Regions from separate parts of the Homo sapiens genome. Here region 1 is linked to region 2. The links are chromatin contacts, found by Hi-C or POLR2A ChIA-PET in ENCODE. All regions are on one chromosome and are shown on one strand. The core of a region is the stretch at or near the end of the contact, and the rest is flanking DNA. Distances in the headings are between cores, read along the strand shown. Region 1 overlaps BTBD9 (BTB domain containing 9). Region 2 overlaps BTBD9 (BTB domain containing 9).

Region 1 (4,970 bases), core at 776-3,275, 140 kb after region 2:
TATTTTCCCCTTTACAGATGAGGAAATTGAGAAGTTAAGTGAATAAACCAAAACCAAATTGCTCTTTCTGGTATCTTTCCCAAATTAGTATTTCACACTTAATCTGGATTGGGGGACTTCTTTAATTTAAGCTGTAAAAACGTTAAAGCACAGTATATAATTATCCAATTATATTTGTCTTGTAAATTGTTAGCATTACCAGTTCTTTCTAGTGTTTGTCAAATGACTTTTTAAAAAGATAGGATCTTGTATAGTTTAACTAGTACTTTTTTTTTTTTTGTCTAACATTTGTAATTTTGCTAGCCTTTCAATGAAAACAGAGGTCCAACAGTTCATTCTGTTTGAGAATTAGGAGAGATCAAGTGATGAAAATCAACAAGTCGTGCCACAACCCCCAAAGCTTAACCTTCTATCCCCACCAAAGAACCTCTTGAGCCGATAGTTTGAACACCTTTCCTAGGAAACCTGCTCATAAATAGAAAAATTGGCTGGTTCAACTTTCCCCCACCTTTCCTTCCTCCTTTTCCCTGCTAATGAGCAGTGAAATGGCCTAATGACGGGCCAGAGGGAAGGGAGAGCCTGAGTAATGCACATACTGAATTATCAGCCCCTGTGTAACTGAGTTTTCTTTGGCTTCCTTTTCAGAGTTCAGCATTTTAAAGTTATTGAGGGATGCACTGTTTCTCTAGGCAGTAAGACATTTCTGCCATCATCATTTTGATTCAGTTCTATTGGGCTAGATGGCTTGTGCTTCTGACAGGGACTCCAGAAGACAAGCTGGGAGAACTCAGAATGACACAGTTGCCTTTCTGCTGAGAGTCAAGCACAGAATGGCCTTTTCATGCTCTCGTCTGTTAGACTGAAGAGTGTTAGGGTTGAGGAGAGTTTGTGTGGCAGGAGCGGCCCTGGAAGAAAAGGAAGGTGCTGTGTAGAATTTGAATGTTGCCCAGTTTCACATAGACCCTGGAATGGGAAATGGCTGTTGGTGGCGTAGGAGGAGCAACTATCCTGGTTTGCCTGAGACTGAGTGGTTTCCTAGGATAGGAGATGTTTAGTGCTAAAACCAGGACAGTTCCAGGCAAACCTGGATAGTTGGCCATCCTGCATGTTTAACTTAACTTTCCTTAGCTTAACAAAAAGGTCACAATCCGGCCGGGCGCGGTGGCTCACGCCTGTAATCCCAGCACTTTGGGAGGCCGAGGCGGGTGGATCATGAGGTCAGGAGATCGAGACCATCCTGGCTAACAAGGTGAAACCCCGTCTCTACTAAAAATACAAAAAATTAGCCGGGCGCGGTGGCGGGCGCCTGTAGTCCCAGCTACTCGGGAGGCTGAGGCAGGAGAATGGCGTGAACCCGGGAAGCGGAGCTTGCAGTGAGCCGAGATTGCGCCACTGCAGTCCGCAGTCCGGCCTGGGCGACAGAGCGAGACTCCGTCTCAAAAAAAAAAAAAGGTCACAATCCATTGAAATCATTTATTATTGTCTTTAAATCCTGTCTGAGTCATTGAATGACTCAGGAAAGCAAACAAACAAACAAAAAACAGAGGATTTCTTTGGCCTCCCTGGAGTAAGCAGTAAAATGGAATGGACCCTTGTTGAAAGCTCTCTTCCTACTCACCTGCATTTTGCTCACTACTCCTCTGAGTTAGAATCCTTGGCCACCCTGCTCCCCATACCTATGAGGTATTTATTTGTTTTTCCTTCCCCTCCCGTTTTGCTGCTGCGGCAGTAACTCCATGGATTAAAGAGGATGTACAGTATGTACTTTCTCCTACTTTGGCACTCTATTCCCGTAGCTCTGCTTAGATGCAGCTGGCTAAGCTGGGGCATCAGGAAGCCTACAGGGGATCCACAGCTGAATCTATCAGGTCTTCCTGAAGCAGCTGTTATCTGAAGCAACTGGGTTGTGCCAACAGAAGCAAAGGAAGGGTGCAGTGTGGATGTGCAGGAAGAACACCAGACAAGCCTGTCTCTGCTTGAGAGGATCTAAATCACCCCATCTGCATGTGGAATATAGTGATTGTTCTGGAGAGAGCGGGAAGGGGAGGAGATGGTGTTTTTCCACAGTTATCAAGATAAACAGAGCAGCCAGTGCTGTCTGTGCAGCTGTTTCAGTGTGAGGATGAGCTGAGTTATTTTATTTTTACTCAGTAGGAATTAACACACCCCCTCTTTCTTTTAGAGAGAGAGAGAGAAAGAGAGAGACCGGCTAACAAAATTACTCAATGATTTGAATCTTTCTGCAGAATGGTGATAATTTATGGGAATGTCTGGACATATCCTTGTTTGGAATTTAATTAGTGAAAAAACAAGTTCAGAAGATAAAATAGCTAAGTAATCTAAGATAGCCATTTGAAGACCTGGTAGAAGGAATGGGATAAGGAGGGGGATGGAGGAGCAGCAACAAGGTGAAATTTTATTTTAAGACAAGAAGGAATAAAGAGTTGTAGCCCTCAGGCTGAAGATGGGAAAGGAAATGAAGAGAAATGGTTATCGTCTCCTGTATTGTTGTCCTAGTACCAGACAGTCTCAGTGGTTGTACCCAAGTGATAGCAGCCTGGAAAGGCCAAGATCTCAGACTCAGTAAGTCCAGCAAAGACCTCTGCTCAAATTTTTATTTTTACAGGAATAACCAAAGGGATGGGGAGAGTGGAGCAGAGAGCCTGAATAATCCATTTTGTTCTTGTGAAAAATAGTTAAGGTTTCAGGTTATGATGGCAGATTCTTACTCCCTTCAGAACACATCAATTCTCACTCCCTTCTGAACAAAACTCCACTAAAATAACAGTAAAGAGATTTTCTTTTAGGTGTAAACCCACAAGGATAAAGAAAATGGGAAGAGGAGGCAAAGATGTGGAAGAGAAAGATGTAAAGCAGATGAACAAGTGGTAAATGACTTAACAGGCCCCCAAAACACTGAATCCTAAGCTACTGAATTCTCAAAGGCTTAGGAATTAAAGGCACCAGGTACCTCTGAAACTGTGATGAATGAAGTGGGTAGGGAAGGGCTACTGTGAGGAAGATTGGTTAACTACATGTTTATGAAACAATCAAGAGCTCTAGATCCTCTCCCCTATTTCTAGAACTCTGACCGTTTCTCCCTCATCCTGATGGAAAATTGGAAATTTATTCTCTGAGGTGGATAAAACAGAGTGTCTCTAAAACAGGAGAGACAACGTGCACAATTGAGAAAGGTCATACCATAGGAGGATTCAGTGGTCATTTGTTGAGACCCTACCTCTCAGTAACTCAGTAACACCTCCAACACACATAACCACCCTCCCCAGCACCCCCATCCACAAACACATTCTTCTATCCTGTTTCACCACTTAGCTTCTAGAACTCTGGTAGTCAGGCCCATGTCTTCCATGCAAGGGTTAGAAACATCTTCCTAGGATAATCTGATCATCTTGAGAGGGAAGAGCTAAAGAATCTAAAAGTAGGGTTTTCCTAACAGTGAACCCATTTAGGTAATCCTAACATGAAGCTAAAAGTCTATGAGCCTCACTATATTCTTAGAATCTTTATTGCATTTCTAGTTTCCCTCCTGACAACCAGACATGTGAGGAAACTAATCTGAAACAAAAACACCAAATAGAGGGAACCTGTATAAGGATATGGAAACTTTAAAAAAAATGTTGCTATCTTTAAAGAGATTGAGGTACATATGGCAACCCTAGACCAAAAAGAAAGGAGCATTTAGAGAATAAGAAGTACACTTGGAAATTTAAAATGTTAAAGGAAAAATGGAAAACTCAGGAGGCATCATAGCTGATAAAGTTGAGGAACTCTCCCAGAAAGTAGAACAAGATGACAAAAATATGGCAAATAGAGAAAATATAAAAATGCAGGTCAAGATGAGGAAGTCCAATACTGAAAACTAAGAGTTTCATAAAGAAAAATTAGAAAAAATCCAGGGGAATAAATTAATAACAGTAATTCAAGAAAATTTGCTAAAATTGAAAACATGGGTTTCAAAATTGCAAGAGCCTTCTGAGTGCTCAGCCCACTGGAAGAAAATAGACCCACAGCAAGTCACGTCATCATTGTCATGAAATTTCAGAATATAAGGGATGTAGAGAAAATCTACATGCTCCAAGAGCAGGACATGGTTTTTTAAAAAAAAAGACAAAAGGAAGAAAATAACCTGATCTGGTATCATAGTGGCTTCTCAAAAGCAAAACTAGAAGGTTCACAGGCAGTAAAACAATACATTTAGAGTACTGAAGGAAATCTATTTCCAACTTGAGATTCTGTACCCAGCCAAACAACCAATCATATACGAAGGTGGACTAAGGATAATGTTCAGACCACGTCTTAAAAATTTTATCTCCTTGAAACCATATCTCAGGAAACTGTTTGTAAATGTACTCCACCAAAATGAGAGAAGAGACCAAGAAAGAAGAAAGTGTGAGATACAGTGTGCAGGCTGTTTAACACAGGAGAGAGATGAAAGAATCCCTACAGTGATGGTGAAGGTTGATCCCAGGATGATAGCTTGCTTCATAGTGAAACCAGCTTTGTTTTGTTTTAATGAAGAGGCCAAGCAGCACAGCAGTAGCAACGACTATTAGTAATATGATAGAATCTTCTTGCATATTAAAAAACGTCCTTTCTTACAAAGTACACAGTTTACTTTCTGTTCATTCCACTCGTTAAGTTTTTCTTTTTCTGAATTTCTGAAACAAGTGTGAGGACTGACATTTTCTTTCTGATCACTGGCTTAGCACTAATGCTGTACCAGCAGAGTCTAGGTCATGAATGGTAAAACTCTCAAGAAGCTTTGGGGAGGGGAAAAAAACAGCCTTGCCAAACTACTCCCCCTCCCAACCTGCTTGCTAATCCACCAGAAATATGGATTGGAGACAGGCTTCAAAATTGAACTTCAACAGTGCATAGGACTCCTAACACATAAAGTGTACATCTGGGGAAATGTCTTTTTAAATGATTGGGTAGACTGTTAGGTTTGA
Region 2 (4,769 bases), core at 119-2,618:
AGCTAGCCCGTTCTAATGCTATGGTTAGGAAACATCTTACTGAATGTTGCATCTTTTGTGATGTGTGAAATTCCAGAGGAAGTACAGTTTGGGGAAAAAAAGTGTATCCTTGGGACCTACATTAGAGAATATAAATCACAAATCAATATACAGTTCAGATAATACTAGATCGTATACAGCAACTGCCTGTGACAGCAGTGGGAGGTGGGAAAAGTCCCCTCCCTGTGTGCATTTTGAGAAATACACTGTTTTTATTTGGTACAGTTGCATATTCATTTCTAACAGACTGCATCCTAAAAGAATTGGACTTTTATAGATTCCATGAATATTCAGAGAGTCACCAAAACCAATTTTGTCCTTTACCTTATGTGTCTAGACCCATCTGTCATTTGCTTGCTAGATGGTCATAGTTCTGTATTGTGGCATTTGTCTTTTGAGAAAAAGGTATTTCCCATGTTGATAAGGGGGCATGCTGGTACCTTTGCTTCCCTGCTTGAAAGTTTTCACCTTCAGGGTGGATCTTGGTGAGAGCATGTGGCTAGGCCCTGGCTACTTTGCTGTCTGCCACCAGCTCTCTTAAGCTTTTAGGGCATTGTTTTAGACACTAACGTAGCAAGGGAAGGCATGATGGCTGTTGCCACTAGTAAGTCATAGGGTACTTGGCAAGCTGGCAAAAGCTAGAAGCCTCATTCATTTGCATTTTAATTGGAATGACCATTAGCCAAAAGCCCGAATTTTTAAAATTGTCCATTGAGTCCTTTTTCCCTTTACCCTCTCATTTTCCTGAAGCTGATTTCCATCTCTCTCTCTCTTTTTTTTTTTTTTTTTAAGAGACAGGGTCTTGCTCTGTCACCCAGGCTGCAGTGCAGTGCAGTGGTGTGATCATGTCCTGCTGCAGCCTCAACCTCCTGGGCTAAAGCAGTCCTCCTGCCCCAGCCTCCTGAGTGGTTGGGACTACATGTGTGTGCCACCGTGCCCAGCTAATTTAATTTAATTTTTTTTTTGTAGTGACAGAGTCTCCCTGTGTTACTCAGGCTGGTCTTGAACTCCTGGGCTCAAGCAGCCCTCTCACCTCAGCCTCCCAAAGTACTATGGTTACAGGTGTGAACCACTGCGCCTGGCTGATTTGCATCTTTAGAAAAATGTGTTTCTCAACATTTAAAAACTCATGTCTCTTTGATAAACTTACAAATCTTACATCTCCTTTAATATTATTTAAAATATTATAAAAAGTAAGAATTGTAATAAAAGAAGGCAGTGACAGCCTGAGAAGGATGCCCTTTCTTTCCTTCAGTCGTGTGAGTCATGTGTGAAAGTGGGGCTGGCTTGCTTGCCCCAAGTGTTTTTCCTGTTCTTGCCAGTGACAGAGCACAGAGGAGGTCACTTTCACATCAGGCCTCTTCAGCTGCTTTGTTTTCACGGTCACAACGGGCAGAAAGCCTGCTTTGCAAATGTTGTGTATTTTATTATAATTTTGAAAATGCTTTTTTAGATGACACATGTGCCCATCTCTTCTCTCCAAAGGATTCTGATATGACTCCCATACCATTTCTTACCACCTCACTGCTCTTAATACTTAAACATGAAGAAAGAGACAGAAGAAAGTAATTAAGATGGGATAAGTAAGACATTCTTATTCATGAGCATATTCTGTCTGTCATCATCCCCACGGGGCTGTTATTGCACCTCCTCTTCATTGTTATACCCCCGCCCCCCCGCCCAGATGCACCTGCACGGTCATTTGAGCCCTGTCCTCCAGTCATACTTGGATAAGAGGAAGCCAGCCTCACTGGTTCCATCACAGTTCTAACTGCTGTATAGAGTTCTGTGGTGCCTTAAGTAATACGATTATGTATAGAAAAGCTGGGTGCAACCAGTAGCACATGAAGCACATAACAAATGCCAATTCTGTTCCTTTTCCTCCCCTTTCCAGAATTCAGTGTGTTTGCTTCCAGAACCATCTTTGGGTCTTCTAATGTATAATAAAGAAGGACAGGTTTTTCATAGATGAAATTTTGAGTGGGTTTTATTGATTCACCCATGTGACTCCATACCTGCTAACTCTGGTTCCAGTCCTCCTTCTGGTGAAAATAGGTCTTCTGCATTCTTTTGTTGGTAAGAATAGATGGAGAAGAGAACTAACATTCTTTGAAGATCTCCCGTGTGAGTTTCAGGCAGTCAGGCTTAGTTATTTCATTTGCATCATTACAATGAATCCTCACCACATTCCCATGAGATGGGAACAATTATCTTCATTTCATAGATGAAGAAACGAAACACAGAGATGTTATTTGCCTGTTTTGATCTGTAGCGGTGGAAACAAGATGCAAGGCCACAGCCATTGTTCTTGACATTATATAGAGTTGCTTTGTCGGTTTCGGTGAAAGGTATGATTCTTTAAAACATGCTTAAACTTTTCTATTCTTTGGGTAGGCAGAAAAGGGAAAAAATAGCTAGTTATTATTATCCTTTTGATAGCAAACTCCCTCATGCTACCTAGTAACTATTTGGTATAGGATCCGGGGCAATGCTTGTATGCCCCCAGATGCCTTGCAGTATTTATTTGGCAGACCAAGAATATTATAAGTGTTTACTCTATGGCAGTAGTTATTAAAAGTGGAATTATGATCTCTTTTCATTGTGAGAAATCAATGTCTTTTCAAGAATAGGAGTATTTTAGATTGGCCTAAGGGAGCTTTTCTGGTAATCTGCAAAGGTAACCAAAGGGTTATCTTTTCCTACTTCCACAGAAAAATATTTGGATCCATTTTAATAGGAGTTGTAATAGTGAAAGAATGTGCATACAGTGAAATCTTTTATACTGTTATTTAAAAACAGAAATGTTCACATATAGAAAAAATGAGTAAAAGATATGCTTACAACTTTGAACTCACCATATGTACTCATCATGATGTATATCAGGCAAAATAGAGTTCCATAATTTGTATAATCTTACTCTGGAGTTTGGATTTTAACACTTAAGAATTCATTACTACTACTCTAGTGCTGGCATTCGCCATTATCTGAGGCGTATAGAGAATTCCCTCTCATTGCAGTTGTCTGTGTCCACATTAGGTTTGTTTTGTTTCGCTTTGATTTCTTTTTTACTTTTCAGAATATTTCTGAGGGAAAACAAATCAGATTTGAATAGAAGAATTTTAATTTGGTGAGGGAAATTTGGCAATAGAAAAATGGTTTGATATTGAAAATATGTGCTGAGATAAACAATTATATTAAAAGAGAAAAGAAAAAGGAGCTAATGTTACCAGCTTAACACCATTCAACATGAAAAGATTTGCTACTGAACTTTGTCCTTTGAAACTGCATTTTGAAATTTGGCCACTGGAGGGCGCTGTGCTACTGCAAACCACTTATTCAAGTCAGAAGTCATCGAATCTCTTCATTTTTTCTTCTCAGTAAAAAGATAAAGGATTTATATTCTTGTAATGCCAAATCAGTTCATACTTAACATTCAGCCTTTAGCTGTGGAAACTTGTTTGAATGACAGTAATGGCTTCATTTCAAGTTATCGAAATGTTTAATGCTGTGTAATTTACTCAAATGTGTGTAATCCTTTATTTAACTAGATGAAAATAATATACTGTTAACATTGGTTTTTAGCATTAATTAATGTGACTAATTAAAGTTAAAAACGCTAAAACCAATTTCCCTGTTTTGTTGCATGATGAGACTGTAGAGTTTTCCTCTGGCCCAGACTGGTTTGGGTTCAGTGCTCATCTCCCCACAGCTAGCTCCATCCCCACACGTATCCCTGATGTTTTTGTAGTTAATTTGATTTCAGTGTACCAAAGGCTACTCTTGGTAGCAAAACTGACTAACTATAGATCCTTTTCCTCCTAAAACCTGTCTTCGCAATGACAGGAATCTCCTAACATCACTTTATTATTCCAAAATGAATGTAGCAATGATTGAAATCACTAAATTACTACCAGCACTTAAACAGAGAGAAAAAAGAACAAAGCATGTGCTGAGATCACTAGTCCTGGCAAATAGGAGATGAGTGAGACCTCATTTTCCTCAGGAAAAGGGAGAACCTCAGTATTCCTCCCAAAGACCCCGTCAGCACAAATATTGTTGCCATCCACTATCAATAATAAGGAAAAACAAAACTAAAAGCCCCTGCTGTTTACAAAGTCTTAGTCTGGTCTTGGAAATTGGGTATAAGTCAAAACCAGGTAACACGTTTCTGGCCGCCTGCATCTACTGCTGTGATGTGTTACATTAAAACTACCTATTACAGTTCTGTGTTTGTAGGCATAAATAATTCTTTCTCATTAAACATTGCTCCTCCAGGGTTTCAGAGAAAGGAACGTTTTTACCCAGTGTAATTGTTGATAAATATCCTTTATTCAAAGTAATCGGTAGGTTATAGCACACTTTCTTATTATTTTAAAACTCATGGAATTTTTGTATGTAAGTTGAAAAATTTTTTTCTTTTTTGCTTTAATGAGTAGTATTGAATGGACAATTTTTTAAGGGTTAAAAATGCAGAAGTATCTTATTTTTAGATCGAATTCTAGATTAGAATTGTCTAGGTTTAAAGAACAGCTATAAACATAATTTGCCAACTCCTTCACATAGTATTTTATATCATCATGTAATTTTTTTATGCAGTGGTACTGTTTATTTTGTGAATAAAATCTTAAATCGAAAGTGTACATTTAATTTAGAGCAAAATGCAACTTTATTATTAGCATATTGACAGTTTTTTGGTTTATCAACACTTTAAGAAAAGAATTGATATGCTA

Evidence for each region. A loop is a pair of places that touch in the nucleus more often than their neighbours do. ChIA-PET counts read pairs that join two places held with the same protein, here RNA polymerase II (POLR2A). Pooled maps may share reads with other maps.
Region 1: a loop to region 2 is called in a map of dorsolateral prefrontal cortex, with 4 times the contacts of the local background. The contact joins two enhancer-like sites. A Hi-C loop is called at or near these places in 1 of 168 maps with a recorded cell type or tissue (dorsolateral prefrontal cortex), 1 of 37 single-sample maps with no recorded cell type and 2 of 50 pooled maps. POLR2A ChIA-PET finds 5 or more read pairs at or near these places in 2 of 52 experiments (PC-9 and activated CD4-positive, alpha-beta memory T cell).

Annotation. Positions count from the first base shown.
Region 1 is chr6:38,355,251-38,360,220 of GRCh38, reverse strand. All of the region lies in intron 6 of BTBD9 (BTB domain containing 9), which reads left to right. Among named protein-coding and RNA genes, the nearest start is that of BTBD9-AS1, 120 kb to the left of the region's middle. Within about 2 kb of position 2,025, at least 2 of the 41 ENCODE cell types and tissues checked have a DNase peak (open chromatin) inside an H3K27ac peak, as active enhancers do; they include dorsolateral prefrontal cortex, where a contact is called at or near this core.
Region 2 is chr6:38,492,715-38,497,483 of GRCh38, reverse strand. The region is part of intron 6 of BTBD9 (BTB domain containing 9); the gene reads left to right. Among named protein-coding and RNA genes, the nearest start is that of BTBD9-AS1, 14 kb to the right of the region's middle. Within about 2 kb of position 1,368, at least 2 of the 41 ENCODE cell types and tissues checked have a DNase peak (open chromatin) inside an H3K27ac peak, as active enhancers do; they include dorsolateral prefrontal cortex, where a contact is called at or near this core.